Linked DNA regions of Homo sapiens: region 1 is linked to region 2. Evidence: read pairs that join two places in POLR2A ChIA-PET (ENCODE). Cell type or tissue: PC-9. All regions are shown on one strand. Each heading gives the region's core, and the rest is flanking DNA. Links, peaks and the distances in the headings are about the cores only. Region 1 overlaps NDUFA12 (NADH:ubiquinone oxidoreductase subunit A12). Region 2 has its middle 39 kb from the start of MIR492.

Region 1 (7,163 bases), core at 2,898-5,397, 180 kb before region 2:
TAATTGGGTAGTTTCTCTTATGTTACAGAATGTTACTTTTCTTTATACCCTTTCTCTGTTAAAATGTGTTCATTATAAGCAGAAGACAAGATTGTTTTGATTTTTAAAACTCAGCTTTTATTTAACACATTTCACTGAGTATTCATTGCTTCATTTAATATTGATTCTAACATTTTACAAAGATGCCTTGTTGGAAAATTCCATATGTGGAATGTGGAAATAAACTATGTATTACTCTTGGTGAATGAGGAACTGCTCAGCATGTTCATTATAGAAAATTCAAAAAATAACAAAAGAAATAAGAATAGCCTGTTATCCCACCACTTGTAGAAACCACTGCTATTAATATTTTGATACACATTTGACCTTCAGTATCTGTGGGTTCTGCATCCATGGATTAAACCAACATTAGATGGAAATTATATCAGAAAAAAGTTCACAAAGTTCCAAAAAGCAAAACTTGGATTTGCTGTGTGCCGAGTATTATGTTGAATCCACATGAATGAAGTCATATGCAGACATCATATTAGGCATTATAAGTAACCTGGAGATGATTTAAAGTATACAGGAGGTTGTGCATAAATTATATGCAAATGCTACATTTGCATATCCACAAATGATCATTTGTGGATTTTGGCATCCACAGGGTGTCCTGGAATCAATCCCCCATAGACACTAGGGACAACTGTTTATTCTTATCTCCTCGATTTCTATGCATATATATTCTTTTGTTTTTGTTATTAATGTAATTGAGCTTTTTGAAGAAGTAGCCTGGGTTTGCAAGTTATTTTAACTTTTGGCAGCCTGGTTTTCTCACTTACTATATTTGGATAATAATATTTATCACGAGTTGTTATAAGGATCAAATAGGTTAATATTTGTAAAGTGTATAGATTAGTGCCCATGACTTATAAATGCTATCTATAAGTATTAAATAAATTAGGCAAATAACCCGCTTTTAAAACATATATGGTGAACATTTTCTCAAGTCATAAAATATTCTCTGTCTCTCTCTCTCTTCTCTTTTTTTAGAAATGGGATCCCCCGCTGTCCAGGCACGATCATGGCTTTCTGCAGCCTTGAACTCCTGGGCTCATGTGATCCCTGCCTCAGCCTCCCAAGTAGCTAGGACTACAGGTGCCTGCCACCATGCCTGGCTAATTTTTGCATTTTTTGTAGACATGGGGTCTCATGTTGCCCAGGCTGGTCTCGAACTCATGGCCTCAAGCGATCCTCCCACCTTGGCCTCCAGAAGTGCTAGGATTACAGGTGTGAGGCACCATACCTGGCCAAAATATTATCTATAGCATAAATGTTAATAATGCCTTAGTCTTCCATCATATGGATATGCCATGAGCTATTCCCTTTATTTTTGGTTTTGTTCTTTCCATTCTTTCACTGTTATAAATAAAGCTCTGATAAATATCCTTGTACATGAGTATTCATATCCTCATTTCCTTAAATGGAAATGGATCCACCAGGAGTATACATGTTTTATAAGTTTTTGATACCTGCTGCCAAATTGCCCTCTAGAAGGGCTATACCAATTTATATTCTCAGGATAAATATATTGAATAGTATATGAGTACTGATTTCTCTTTAAGTTCACTGATTCTGGGTTTTATTTTTTAAAATCTTTGCTAATTTAGCAAGTAAAAAATTATACCTTAATGTGCATTGCCTTGATTAAACTTCATTGTTTGCCACTATAATTTTTTCTTTGTTGACATCTCTTGATGTTTTTTGTCCAGTTTTCTATTGGATATTTGACTTTTTCTGATTTGTAATGATAGATGAACCTTTTTTCTGTATATTACAAATATTTTCCCCTGTTTCTTTTAGTCTTTAATCCTGTTTATAGTGTTTTAGGACATACACTTTTCAATTTTAAAAACAATTTTAATTTTTTGGGTACATAGTAGGTGTATATATTATGGGGTGAGATGTTTTGACACAGGCATGCAATATGTGATCATCACATCATGGAAAATGGGGTACCCATCCCTTCAAGCATTTGTCCTTTGTGTTACAAACAATCCAATTATACTCTTTTAGTTGTTTTAAAATGTACAATTAAGTTATTATAGACTATAGTCACTGTGTTGTGCTGTCAAATACTAGGTCTTATTCATTCTTTCTGACTATTTTTTTTTATACCCATTAACCATCCCCACCTCCCCCTAATCCCCAAACCAACCCCACTACCCTTCCCAGCCTCTGGTAATCATTCTTCTACTCTCTATCTCCATGAGTGCAATTGTTTTGAGTTTTAAGTATCACAAATAAATGAGAACATGCAATGTTTGTCTTTCTGTACCTGGCTTATTTCACTTAACGTAATGATCTCCAGTTCCATCCATGTTGTTACTAATGACAGGATGTTGTTCTTTTTTATGGCTGAATAGTACCCCATTGTATTTAAGTATCACATTTTCTTTACTCATTCATCTGTTGACAGACACTTAGGTTGCTTCCAAATTTTGGCTGTTGTGAACAATGCTGCAACAAACATCGGAGTGCAAAAGTCTCTTCGATATACTGATTTCCTTTCATTTAGGTTATACCCAGCAGCATCATTGCTGAATCATATGGTAGCTCAATTTTTAGTTTTTTGAGGAACTTCCTAACTGTTCTCTATAATGGTTGTACTAACTTACATTCCCACCAACGTGTTTGAGGGTTCCCTTTTCTCCGTATCCTCCCAGCATTTATTATTGCCTGTCTTTTGTATAAAAGCCATTTTAACTGGGATGAGATAATATCTCATTGTAGGTTTTTTTTACTGCTCCTTGTGGACCAGAGCGGTAGCCTTAATCTCAGCACTTTGGGAGGCCGAGGCGGGCAAATCACTGGAGGCCAGGAGTTCGAGACCAGCCTGGACAACATGGTGAAACCCCGTCTCTACTAAAAATAAAAAAATTAGCCCGGCATGATGGCATGCGCCTGTAATCCCAGCTACTCGGGAGGCTGAGGCAGGAGAATCACTTGAGCCCAGGAGGCAGAGGTTGCAGTGAGCCAAGATATCACCACTGCACTCCAGCCTGCGCCACAGAGCAAGACTCTGTCTCAAAAAAAAAAAAAAAAAAAAAGACCCAAGAGTCTGTTTTGCAAGTAAAACTCTCTGGTGTGGCAATCTGAAAGATATGATTTTTTTTTACCCCTTATTTAATAATAAAATAACAAGGGTTATATTTGCCTAGCAGACTATAAACATTTCCTTATTTCTTATAATTCTTTATAAACTGCCATAATGGGTATAGTTTATTATTTATTAATTCCCTGATTCTTGCATGTAGGCTTGCTAGGATAAATATTTTCAGATTTTGTGTATTGTGATAAAAATTATCTTTTCCTTTTTTGGAGCATTTTCCATTTCTCCATGAGCTCTTCACTTCCTCACTTAAGTAACTGAATAGGCATAAGCTTGGGACTATGGTTCCTTAAATATCATTTTAACCTTCCGGAGTCTTGACAGCAATTTTTTGAATAAAATTTTTCTTTAGTTAAGCTGACTCAGTGAGGTAAAAGTTAAATATTTCAGCTGTGCCGTAAGCTCACATAAAGCCCCTTGATAAGTGACAGCCTTGACTTTAACAGCTAATCCCTCCTCTGAGTGGTTAGTGGAGCCTGGCTCACCACTATCGTCTCATAAGGGCTTCAGCGCTCGTGTGCTCATATGAATGGTTACAGTTTATTGGTCCAGGTCACTTTCACTAATCCCCAGCTTCCTTTAGAGGATGTAAGACAGACACTGACCTAGCTTGTACAGCCTTCTGCATTCTTCATTGTATAAGCTGATCATGATACAATTATCTTTAGACATAAACATAGCAACTGTAATCATATTTTATCTCTATTCAGACTGGTTTTTAGTCAGTTACCTAGCTATATCTATCAATTACTGCTAGCAAATATTCTTAGGTTTACATAGCAACAAAAATTTTTTCTCATTAGCTTTAGTTTTAGTTATTCCACTGAAACATCCTCCTCTTGTCCTTTTCTCTGCAGCTAGATAATCACTTTTCCCCCCACCCCCGGGCTGCAGTTCTGTGGCTGTCTTCTCATTTTCTTTTCCCCCAATAAGGTCATCTCTGTCTTGTGAGCTCCAGGTCTTAGAGGCTGGGACAAATTCTGTCTTCCCTTCTTTCCCATGTAAACCCCTCAGCTTAGCTTCCTGCACTCTGTCCCACAAACTTTGATTCCTCCTTTCCCTGTCATTAGCAGCAGCATCGGTGGTCTCTTCCCTTTCAACTCCAGGTATCCAGCTTTTAGGTCTGATTTCTGGAACATATCCTCTTAAATTGTTAAGCACTTATGACTGAAATATTTGTGAATTGGGGGTCGATTTAACTTTTTTCTCAAGACAGGGTCTCACTATGTTGCCCAGGCTGGTCCTGAGCTTCTGGCCTCAAGTGATCCTCCCACCTCGTCCTCCCAAAGTGCTGGGATTATAGACATGAGCCACTGTGCCTGGCCCTGATTTAATTTTTTAATATAACAAGTTGCATATTCTCTAGTGTTTACACTCACATGCTTGAATTTACAATGCATCAGGCTCTTCTCAGCAGGAGCCTCATGGGTTTTAAACTAAACCTTCATGAGCCAGAGTAACCTGAGCATACTGAAAATCCAGAATCGGCCTCTAGCACCTAATAGTAATACTGTATTTTTATCAGTTCTAAAATGCATTTCCACGTCTAAAATTAGGATACATATTATAATCAGTAGTGGCCATAATTTATTTGGTAGCATCTTTTCTTTCTTAGAGGTAGATAAAATCATGGCATGTCTGAAAATGGATAGTGTCAGATTTGATAAGATACAGTAATGGGCCGGGCATGGTGGCTCATGCCTATAATCCCAGCACTTTGGGAGGCTGAAGCAGGAAGATCCCTTGAGCTCAGAAGTTTGAGATCAGCCTGGGCAGCATAGTGAGATCCTATCTCTACAAAAATCTTCTGAAAGTCAGCCAGGCATGGTGGTGGCATGCTCTTGTAGTGTTAGCTATGTAGGAGGCTGAGGTAGGAGTATCACATGAGCCCAGGAGTTCGAGGCTGCAATGAGCCATGATAGTGCTACTTCATTCCAGCCTGGGTGACAGAGTGAGACCCTGTCTCCAAAAGAAAGAAAGAAAGAAAACGAAGAAAAAAAAATACAGTAATGAGAACGGTAGCTAACATTTGTTGCGTATCTGCCACACACAAGAATTTTTCTATGTGCTTTATGTCTATTATCTCCTTTTATGTTTATACCATCCCTGAGGAGTAGGGATGTTCAGATGGAAAAAATCTAAGGCATAGAAGAATTCAGCTAGTAACTGATGGAGTTGAGGCTTGAACCCAAGCAACAAAATAGTTCCAGGGCTACGTTTTTAACCGTCCTTCCACTATGCTGTACTGCCTCTTCATAACTGTTTGGGTTTTTTCCCCTCTTTAAGGCATCGTTGGCTTCACAGTATGACTGATGATCCTCCAACAACAAAACCACTTACTGCTCGTAAATTCATTTGGACGAACCATAAATTCAACGTGACTGGCACCCCAGAACAATATGTACCTTATTCTACCACTAGAAAGAAGATTCAGGAGTGGATCCCACCTTCAACACCTTACAAGTAAAGACAATGAAGAACAGTTGAAACATGCAAAATATGGAGCTTTTCATGTAATTACTCTTTTACTGTTTACCATTCACTATAATTCACAATTAAAATTGTGTGACTAAACAATGTCTTTCGTGCCTTTTTGCCCTTCACTTTGTTGTTTTCCAACTGCAAAATAGATGCTTCCAAACATGGTGATTGAAGTAGACTTGTATTGGGGTAGCTGCCTGGTTTACAGTTCCCTTTTCTGGAAACAGCCTCTGTGGTCCTGTTTGTGCTTTGGGACCGTACCTTACTACCATAGCTCATTATATGGGAAGACCTAAGCCAAGCCAGATTTTCTCATGGGAATTTGGAACTTGAATGGAGAGACACGAAGGCTGAAAGTCATCAAAACTGGGTGGCTTTTATTGACGCTCTCTAAGGAGGTTATCAGAGATATCGTATTTCCTGAGTCTGGTTCTTTAATGGTTCATTTTAAACTGTAAACTATCCTAGACTCTATTCCAATATATTCTTAGTTCTTTAAGCTAACTAGGGTCACAGATTTTTTTTGTTGCTTACAAATAAAAAAGTCTTTAATATCCAGATTGGTACCAGAGGTAGGCAAAAGACCTTCAAGGAAATGATGCGGGATCTTTGGAACTGGTTGTTGTGTCTGGGTAGGGTGAAAGGCCCACATCTCTCTGCATTCCAGATGGAAAGCTCACAGCTCCAGTGATCAAGGAGCTTAGCAGGCTATTGCCTTTAGTCACCAGAATCCATGAGCCCCCTTAGGATAAGGCCCCTGGAGACTGGTTAGCAGCCACCATGGAACAATTTAATAGCAATGGAAAGAAATGCTAGGATTATGGAGTCAGGTGGTTGTTTCCAAGGGCATTGAATGACTTAAGAGAGAATAAACCTTGATTCTCAAATCTCAACTCAAGGCATCAAGTGTGTGAAAGGAAAATAAGTCTTGGGACCCCAAAATCACTAAGCCAAGGGAAAAGTCAAGCTGGAAACTATGTCAGGCAAACCTGACCCCCATTTTATCCCTAAATAAGATATTAATAGCTACAAAGATAAAAAGCTACATATCTCCTTCCTTGAAATTCCTTGTGGACAAAGGACAGACAGAACTCAAAGTCATCTCTGAGGCTCACTGGAGATAAATGCATACCGATTGCTTCCTCTGCCTTATTGTTTATTTAAAAATACGGATTCACTGAGCCGGACTAAAGTGTATTCAGTGGAAGGCTGCTCAAGAACTCAAAAGAATGCAACCTTTTGTCTCTTATCTACTTATGACCTGGAAGCCCCCATCTCAGGTTGTCCAGTCTTACCTGACGGAACCAGTGTACATGTTACACATACTGATTGGTGTCTCATGTCTCCCTAAAATGTCTAAAAGCAAGCTGTACCCTGACCACTTGGGCACATGTTGTCAGGACCTCCTGAGGCTGTGTCAGAGGCACAGCCTTAACCTCAGCAAAATAAACTTTCTGAATTGATTGAGACCTGTCTCAGATACCTTTCGGGTTATAAGTGAAACGCAGGGTAATTATATGAGTTAGCTTAC
Region 2 (7,163 bases), core at 2,234-4,733:
CTGAGCCTAGTTAAGAGACTAGAGATAGTAGGTGCAGACTGGTCGGCTGTGGCTAGGTCACACAAAGTCTGATAAGCCACACAAAGTCTCCTTCCCAATTTGGGATCCCATTATAGGATTAAAACTAGGGAATGACATCTGAGGTTTGGGGTTCTGAAGGTGATGGAGAGTGTTTCAGCATGTGCAAGTGTCCTGAGGTGGAAAGGTTGAGCATGAATGTGGGCCCTAAAAGGTGGGGACCTTCACCGGAGTACACCAAGCAAGGGGTGTGGCATCCAGTGAAGGCTGGAGATGTAGTCTCCACTTTGAGTCTTATAGTCTGTCAATGATTTTTTTCTTTACCCTAGGAAAACTATTACTTTAGCTTCTAGGTAGTGAATAGATTGGGAGTGGAGGTAGCAAGAATAGAAGAGAGAAACCAATTAGGAAGACATTGTAGTTGTACAGGGAAGAGAGGTGATTACGACTTAGACTAAGATGGTCAAGTGGAAAAAATGGAGAAAAGTAGACCAATTTATGTAAATTTTGAAGAGCTTGCTGAAGGACAAGGGTTAGGGATTAACCTGCATATCCCCAGGCTGGTGTTTGCTTATGAATACAGAGATCCTAACTCATGGGTTTGTCCACAGAGAAGGCTGTGATCTGGGAGGCTGGTAGAGCACAGCCTCAGGATGGAGCCATGTGGTTGCCCAAATGCTAACGAGAAAATTCACTGGACACCTCCAGGGGAGCTGCTTACTATTGGACAGGAAGGAAACCTGGAGTTTATATTGTGATCATGCAGCTTGGATGCTTCTTGAGCTATACTCTTCACCCTCCCCTTGTTTTCTCCTTGTAACTTTGATTTATTGTCAGGGTTCCGACATCTGGAGGCTGGTAGAGCAAGTGTAATCCCTCTTCCACATGACAGGTGTTCCAAGACAGCTGTCCTGTTAACAAGTCTTCCTCAAAGTACACATCCCTGTTCCTTCAGCCATTCCTCATGGGGTTTATCTTTGAAGCACTTTGCCAACCTGTCAGTCACTTTCCTTCAGACACATTTCATTGTATAGCATCCTTCCTAAATGTGATGGATTGCAGCCAGCTGTCACCTTGACCACAGAGACAAAGGCCTTAGGGGAAGAGGATAGAAATTCTTTAACATTTATATCTGTCATTATTAAGGGTAATATATACTCAGAGAAGAATATTGAAAAATACAGAAGAGTATAAGGAAGAAAACTTAAATTCCTATAATCCTACCACCCAGAGATAATTAGCTGAAATTTTGGTTTAGTTTCCTCTAATCTTCTTTATATGTATTTATTATTTTAAAAATTGGTATAGTTAGATCTCTTTCATATTCAACTTTTCATGTCATTAAAAGTGCTCATCACCATTATTTTATTGACTATTTCCTGATATAATAAATGTTTCTAGTTTTTCACTTTTATAAATAACATGCAATGGTACATAAATAACATAAGTAACAGCATTGCAGCACATAAATCTCTTTTACTTGTCTTATCTCCTTAGGGTAGATTCCTAAATGGAATTACTGGGTACAAACATTTTCTGGGCTCTTGGTATATATGGCCAGATTGTCTTCCAGAAGGGATTTACCCATTCCACTTCCTACCCCAAAACACACATAGGCAAACCTGTTCGTTTCAATATGCCTTTGCCCAGTCCAGAAGGATATAAGTGGAGATAAGTCCCAAATACAAGGAGGGGAGGTGTGGATAGAATACCACTAATTCAAATGGCTAACATTTTTGGGTGCTTAATTGTGTGCCAAGTGCTTGCTAAGCATGTTTCATATTTATATCAAGTACTTCTCACATCACCACTATACATCATACGCCATTACAGATAAAGAAAAGGCCAGGCGCGGTGGCTCACGCCTGTAATCCCAACACTTTGGGAGGCCGATGTGGGTGGATTGCTGGAATTCAGGAGTTTGAGACCAGCCTGGGGCCAACATGGCGAAACCTCGTCTCTACTAAAAATACAAAAATTAGCCGAGCGTGGTGGCATGTGCCTGTAATCCCAGCTACTTGGGAGGCTGAGGCAAGAGAATCACTTGAACCCAGGAGGCGGAGGTTGCAGTGAGCTGAGATCATGCCACGGCACTTCAGCCTGGGTGACAGATGGAGACTCCATCCCCCGCCAAAAAAGAAATAGACACAGATCATTAAGTGATTTTCCAAAGGTCACACAGATGGCTTGATAGTGAAGATAATTATTTGGGTATAAATAACATAATAGTTGACTAAAAGAGGCTTTCATTCTGGATTTATTTTAAATTAAACCTTTTTTCTTTAAGTGTAACATACATACAGAAAGGTGTCCACATCTTTAAGCATATTACTTGAGGAATTACCACAGCTGCCACCTCTGTACCTAACATCCAGATTAAAAATTGGAATATTATCAACATCCTAGAAGCAAACTCTCTAGGCTTCTCCTAATCAATATCCTTTACCTCAATCACAAAAGTAATAGTCTTCATTTCTAGCATTATAGGTCATTTTTGCCTGTTTTTGAAACTTATATATATGAAATTATAGCGCACATATTCTTTGTTGTTTTTGCTTCTTGCCCTTAATATATTGACTGTGAGATTACCTTATTGTGTGTAGCAGCAATTTGTGGATTTTTCTTACTGGACAGCATTCCTATTGTATGATACTTTATGTGTGTGATTGTACCACAATGTACCATTTTGCTGTTTGTTGATGGACATTTGTGTTGTTTCTCCTTTGGGGCCACTGTGAATGTTGTGGTTGGGAACAGAACTTTTTTTCTTTCTTTCTTTCTTTTTTTTTGAGACTAGGTCTTACTCTGTCACCCAGGTTGGAGCGTAGTGGCACAATCACAGCTCACTGCAGTCTCAACCTCCTGGGTTGAAGTGATCCTCCCACCTCAGTCTCCCAAAGTGCTGGGATTATAGGTGTGAGCTACCGCACCTGGCCAGAACATTTTTGTATAGCAAAAGATATGTATGTGCTCAGGCCCAGGGGATGCTGTTATATAATTCTCTATTTTTCCATATCTGAAATATTTCTTTTCCTCCCACCTCAGGCCCCCAAGTAGCTGGGATTACAGGCGCATGCCATCATGCCTGGCTAATTAAAAAAAAAACAAACATTTTTTTTTGTAAAGGCAGGGTCTCACTATGTTGCCCAGGCTGGTCTCAAATTCCTGGGCTCAAGCAGTCCTTCTCCTTTGGCCTCCTAAAGTGCTGGAATTACAAACATGAGCCACTGTGGCTGGCTGAAATATTTCTTTTAAAAAACTATTGTGTGTGTTTGTGTGTGTGTGAGAGGCCACACACACATGCAGAAAGGTGCGAGGCTGGGGATTTCAGGGGCCCTGCTGAAGGACAGGGTTACAAATCCCCCACGTTGGAGAATGTGTGCGCAGCCTCGTGAAAGAAGATTGCTCCAGTGAGAGCGACATAACACTGCTGCTGGCAGCCACCAGCAGGAGCTGCTTTGGGAGGAAGAGTGCCTCTCCAGTTTAATTGTGAATTTCAGGGAAGCGAGTCATGATCCTCTCCAGCCTGCTGTGGTGGATGGAAGGATGCCACTGGGAAGTCACCAGGCATTGCAAGTCTGCTGAGGAGGAAGAGGGGAGGGACTTTGCACACCCTGTGACCTCTGCGAGGACAGTGTATCGCCACACAAGACGAGTGTCAACACTAGAGATTTGGGTCCCACATCTCATCAGTCCCCCAAATCATTTATATCTGCTCTTGGAAAATAAGTGCATATGGTAAAGTTAGAACTAGGGTGTCCCATGTCCGGGTGTGCCTGGGGAAGACTAGTTTACAACTGTTTTCCTGGCACTTGTTAAATCACCCCCTTTTACTCCTTTGCATCACAAAGTATACGGCTCCCTACTTAGACAAAGTGACTGAGGCTCTGTCACTTATGTGCACTGTGACCTGGAACACATTGCTGCAGCTCTGAGCTTCATTTCCCACACCTGCCACACAGGGTTGTGGTAAAGATGAAAGGAGGCAGTGGGTGCGAGGCCTTTAGCCCCGTCTTAACTCAGGAGAAGGACTCAGATTTTGAGGCCTTTTACACTTTCTCTTTGCTGCAGTTATCATTGGAGCTAGAATTTTCTTCACACAGTGATGATCAACTGTGAAAGTCAGAGATGGCTGAGGCAGGGAAGTCATGCATTTTTTCCGTCTTATGTCTTAAAGAATTTGTTTTTTTCTTCCTGGGATAGAAGGAGTAATTAATTGTTTGGGCTTTCCTTCAGGGTTCTCATCTGAATGGAGAAGCTAGCAGCATTTAAGATGTGAATTCACCATCAGTTATGAAGAGTTGGGCTTAAATGTCTCAGTCCGCACTTTAGGGGAGTAATTAAGAAGCCCTGAGACATGTTCAGTGTGTACAAGGTGACCATACAGTGTAGTTGTTTATGCCTGTTGTCCTTGTGTCATTATTAACAGCATTCTCTTTCCTTCCCACAAGTGTCTCAATTAGGACAGTAAGTTATATGGTTACCCTAAATAGGATCTGTGTAAGCCCATCCTCGGGTGAGAAGTCTTAGACTAGAAACAAGGCAAATATCCATTAATGGGAGAATGGGTAAATAAATAGTGGTATATTCCTAAATCGAATACTATTACATAACAATGAAAATGAATGAAGTATAATTATGTGTGTAAACATGGATAAAACTAAACAAATGCTGAATGAAAAAGCAAGTTACAGAAGAATACCTGCTCTATATTTTTATGGACATAAAATTTAATATAGCAAAATTAGATGGTTTATTGCTTAGGGATACATATATATGTGACGAGGAGAGTATAAAGAAAAGCAAAGGAGGCCGGGCACAGTGGCTCATACCTATAATCCTAGCACTTTGAGAGGCCGAGGTGGGTGGATCACTTGAGGTCGAGACCAGCCTAGGCAACATGGTGAAACCCTGTCTCTATAAAAAATACCAAAATTAGCCAGGTGTGGTGGCGCATGCCTGTAGTCCCAGCTACTTGGTGGGCTGGGGCGGGAGAATCGCTTGAACCCAGGAGGCGGAGGTTGCAGTGAGCTGAGATGGTGCCACTGCACTCTAGCCTGTGCGGTAGAGCCAGACCCTGACTCAAAAAAAAAAAAAAAAGAAGAAAAGAAAAGGAATGATTAATTGAAGATTCAGATTGTTGGTTACCTGCATATTAAGGTTGGGGCGCCTGGAATCATGGAAGGATGCACAGCGTCATCATTCTATTTCTTAAACTGTGGGATGGGTACATAGGTATTTTGTTATTTTATTTAAAATGTGGATACACGTTATGTACATTCTCTTGATTTCTTGGAATATTTCACACAAGATATACCAAGAATAAAATGAAACTAAAACAAGATACTGCATGGTATCAGATGTTCTACTTTTTATGCTTGTTTGTTGTTTTGGGGTGATTGCTCATTGTTGAGTGAGTTTAGGGAGAAGGTAGCTAGACTTTCAAGCTCTGGACTGAGGTGACAGTGAGACTGATTTGCTAGTACCTTTAAGTCATTAAAATAAATCCTGGCCATTACAGGGAGACCATTTGGTTTTGTTTCTATTGCTGGTATTGTTGCTACCAGTATTGCTAACACACTGATGTTCATTGAGCAAAGATTTTTCTAATCCCTTAACATATATTATGTCTTTTAATTCTCAAAAGATATGCGGTGAGATAGATTCCATTGTTATGTCTGTTTTACAGTGAAGGATGATGAAGCACAGAGGGAATAGGAATTCCACACCGGCAGTGTCAGCCTTGGGATTCCAACCTTCACCGCCTGCTCCCGCTGCCGCAGTGCCTCCAGGGCCCTACCGCAGTGAAATGTGAAATTCAATCTAACCCTGACGGAGGTGCAAGCAGGCGCTTGACATTTTCAGAGTTCTACAAAAGGGTTTCGCCCCTTCCTGTTTTTGAGGATGACATTTTTGTCAGGCTCTACCTGCCCCATGTCTCAGTTGCCAGTGAGTTCCTGGAGCTCGGTTAACAGGATGGCAGCTCCCCTGGTGACCCTGGTGAGAGCAGTTTCCAGCCCTGTTGCAAGTTGGTTAGGGAACGGCTGTTTTCTGCACAAAATGTTTCTGTCTGCACCTCGGGGTGCTCTTGACCTGACTGATTTGGACTTAGTTCTTATAAATGAGTGGGAGGGGGCAGAACTGAACGGTCCTGGGTGAAATTTGAATACTTCTTCAGTTCAGGCGACAGACTTAGTATGGTTAGCTTAAGAAAAAATAAGCACTAACAAAAAAAAAAAAAGGAGGAAGCCTTCTAGATGGAGGGAACTGGATCTCAGCCGAGGGCTGCAGCAGGCAGGGAGGCCCCTCAGTGGAATAAAGCTTTGGCTTGTTGCGTCACCTCACTGTAGATTACAGAGAATACTACTGCGGCAGCTGTCATTTGCCACAAAGCCATGACTCTTTCTTTCCTTGTTAGCAAAACCAGGCAGAGGTCACCCAAACTCGGGAAAGGTGGGCCTTGCCCCTGGTTCTAGGGGCAGACAGGTGAGTGTCTTCTGGTTCAAGAGATGTAAGGGGAAATTGGTGGCGGTGGGGGGCTTCTGGGAGAAAATTTGTTTCCTACATCCGAGGGAAGTAGAGGAGGAGAACCTCTGCCTGTGCTGCTTCCTGCACTCTGCTTTGCACGCAGCCGTGCTAAGATGCGATGCTTGGTACTGCTGCAGCCATTTCATGACTATGAGGGGGAAGACTAAGAGAATCACAGAGGTGCCAACCTTGTGTCCTACCATCATTGAGTCTCCCCAAAGCACCCCTGGTACTGTCTACATTCAGATTTCTTGTTATGCAAGGAAATGGACCCCTATTTATGGAAGCTGCTGTTAGCCATATTTTATGTTATTTACAACAACAACAAAAATGGTTTTAAAAGTATTTATTCCTTATTGACTTCTTGTGAAAATAAGGGAGAATGTGTGTGTGTATATATACACACATGTGTACGTACACACGTTTACGTACACACGTGCACACACATGTGTACATATGTGTGTGTACACGCGTACATATGTGTATATACATGTGTACGTATGTGTATATACATGTGTACGTATGTATATATACACGCGTACATATGTATATATACACGCGTACATATGTATATATACACGCGTACATGTGTACATATACACACGTACATATGTGTA

The links. Peaks named below come from ENCODE experiments on the same cell type or tissue, not always from the same donor. Only the 100,000 strongest peaks of a DNase experiment are listed, where the experiment ranks them.
Region 1: POLR2A ChIA-PET joins it to region 2 with 7 read pairs; 3 of 35 experiments call an interaction of 5 or more read pairs at or near these places.

What each region holds. Positions count from the first base shown.
Region 1 is chr12:94,969,895-94,977,057 of GRCh38, reverse strand. NDUFA12 (NADH:ubiquinone oxidoreductase subunit A12) reads left to right here. Exons shown (of 4, transcript NM_018838.5): 4 at 5,438-5,725. The coding sequence ends at 5,618. Among named protein-coding and RNA genes, the nearest start is that of NDUFA12, 30 kb to the left of the region's middle. In PC-9, for the core only: no CTCF peak of the experiment used is centred there; no DNase peak of the experiment used is centred there.
Region 2 is chr12:94,792,057-94,799,219 of GRCh38, reverse strand. No RefSeq gene overlaps it. Among named protein-coding and RNA genes, the nearest start is that of MIR492, 39 kb to the left of the region's middle. In PC-9, for the core only: CTCF peaks have their summits at 3,092 and 3,296; a DNase peak (open chromatin) is centred at 3,519; H3K27ac peaks cover 265 bases.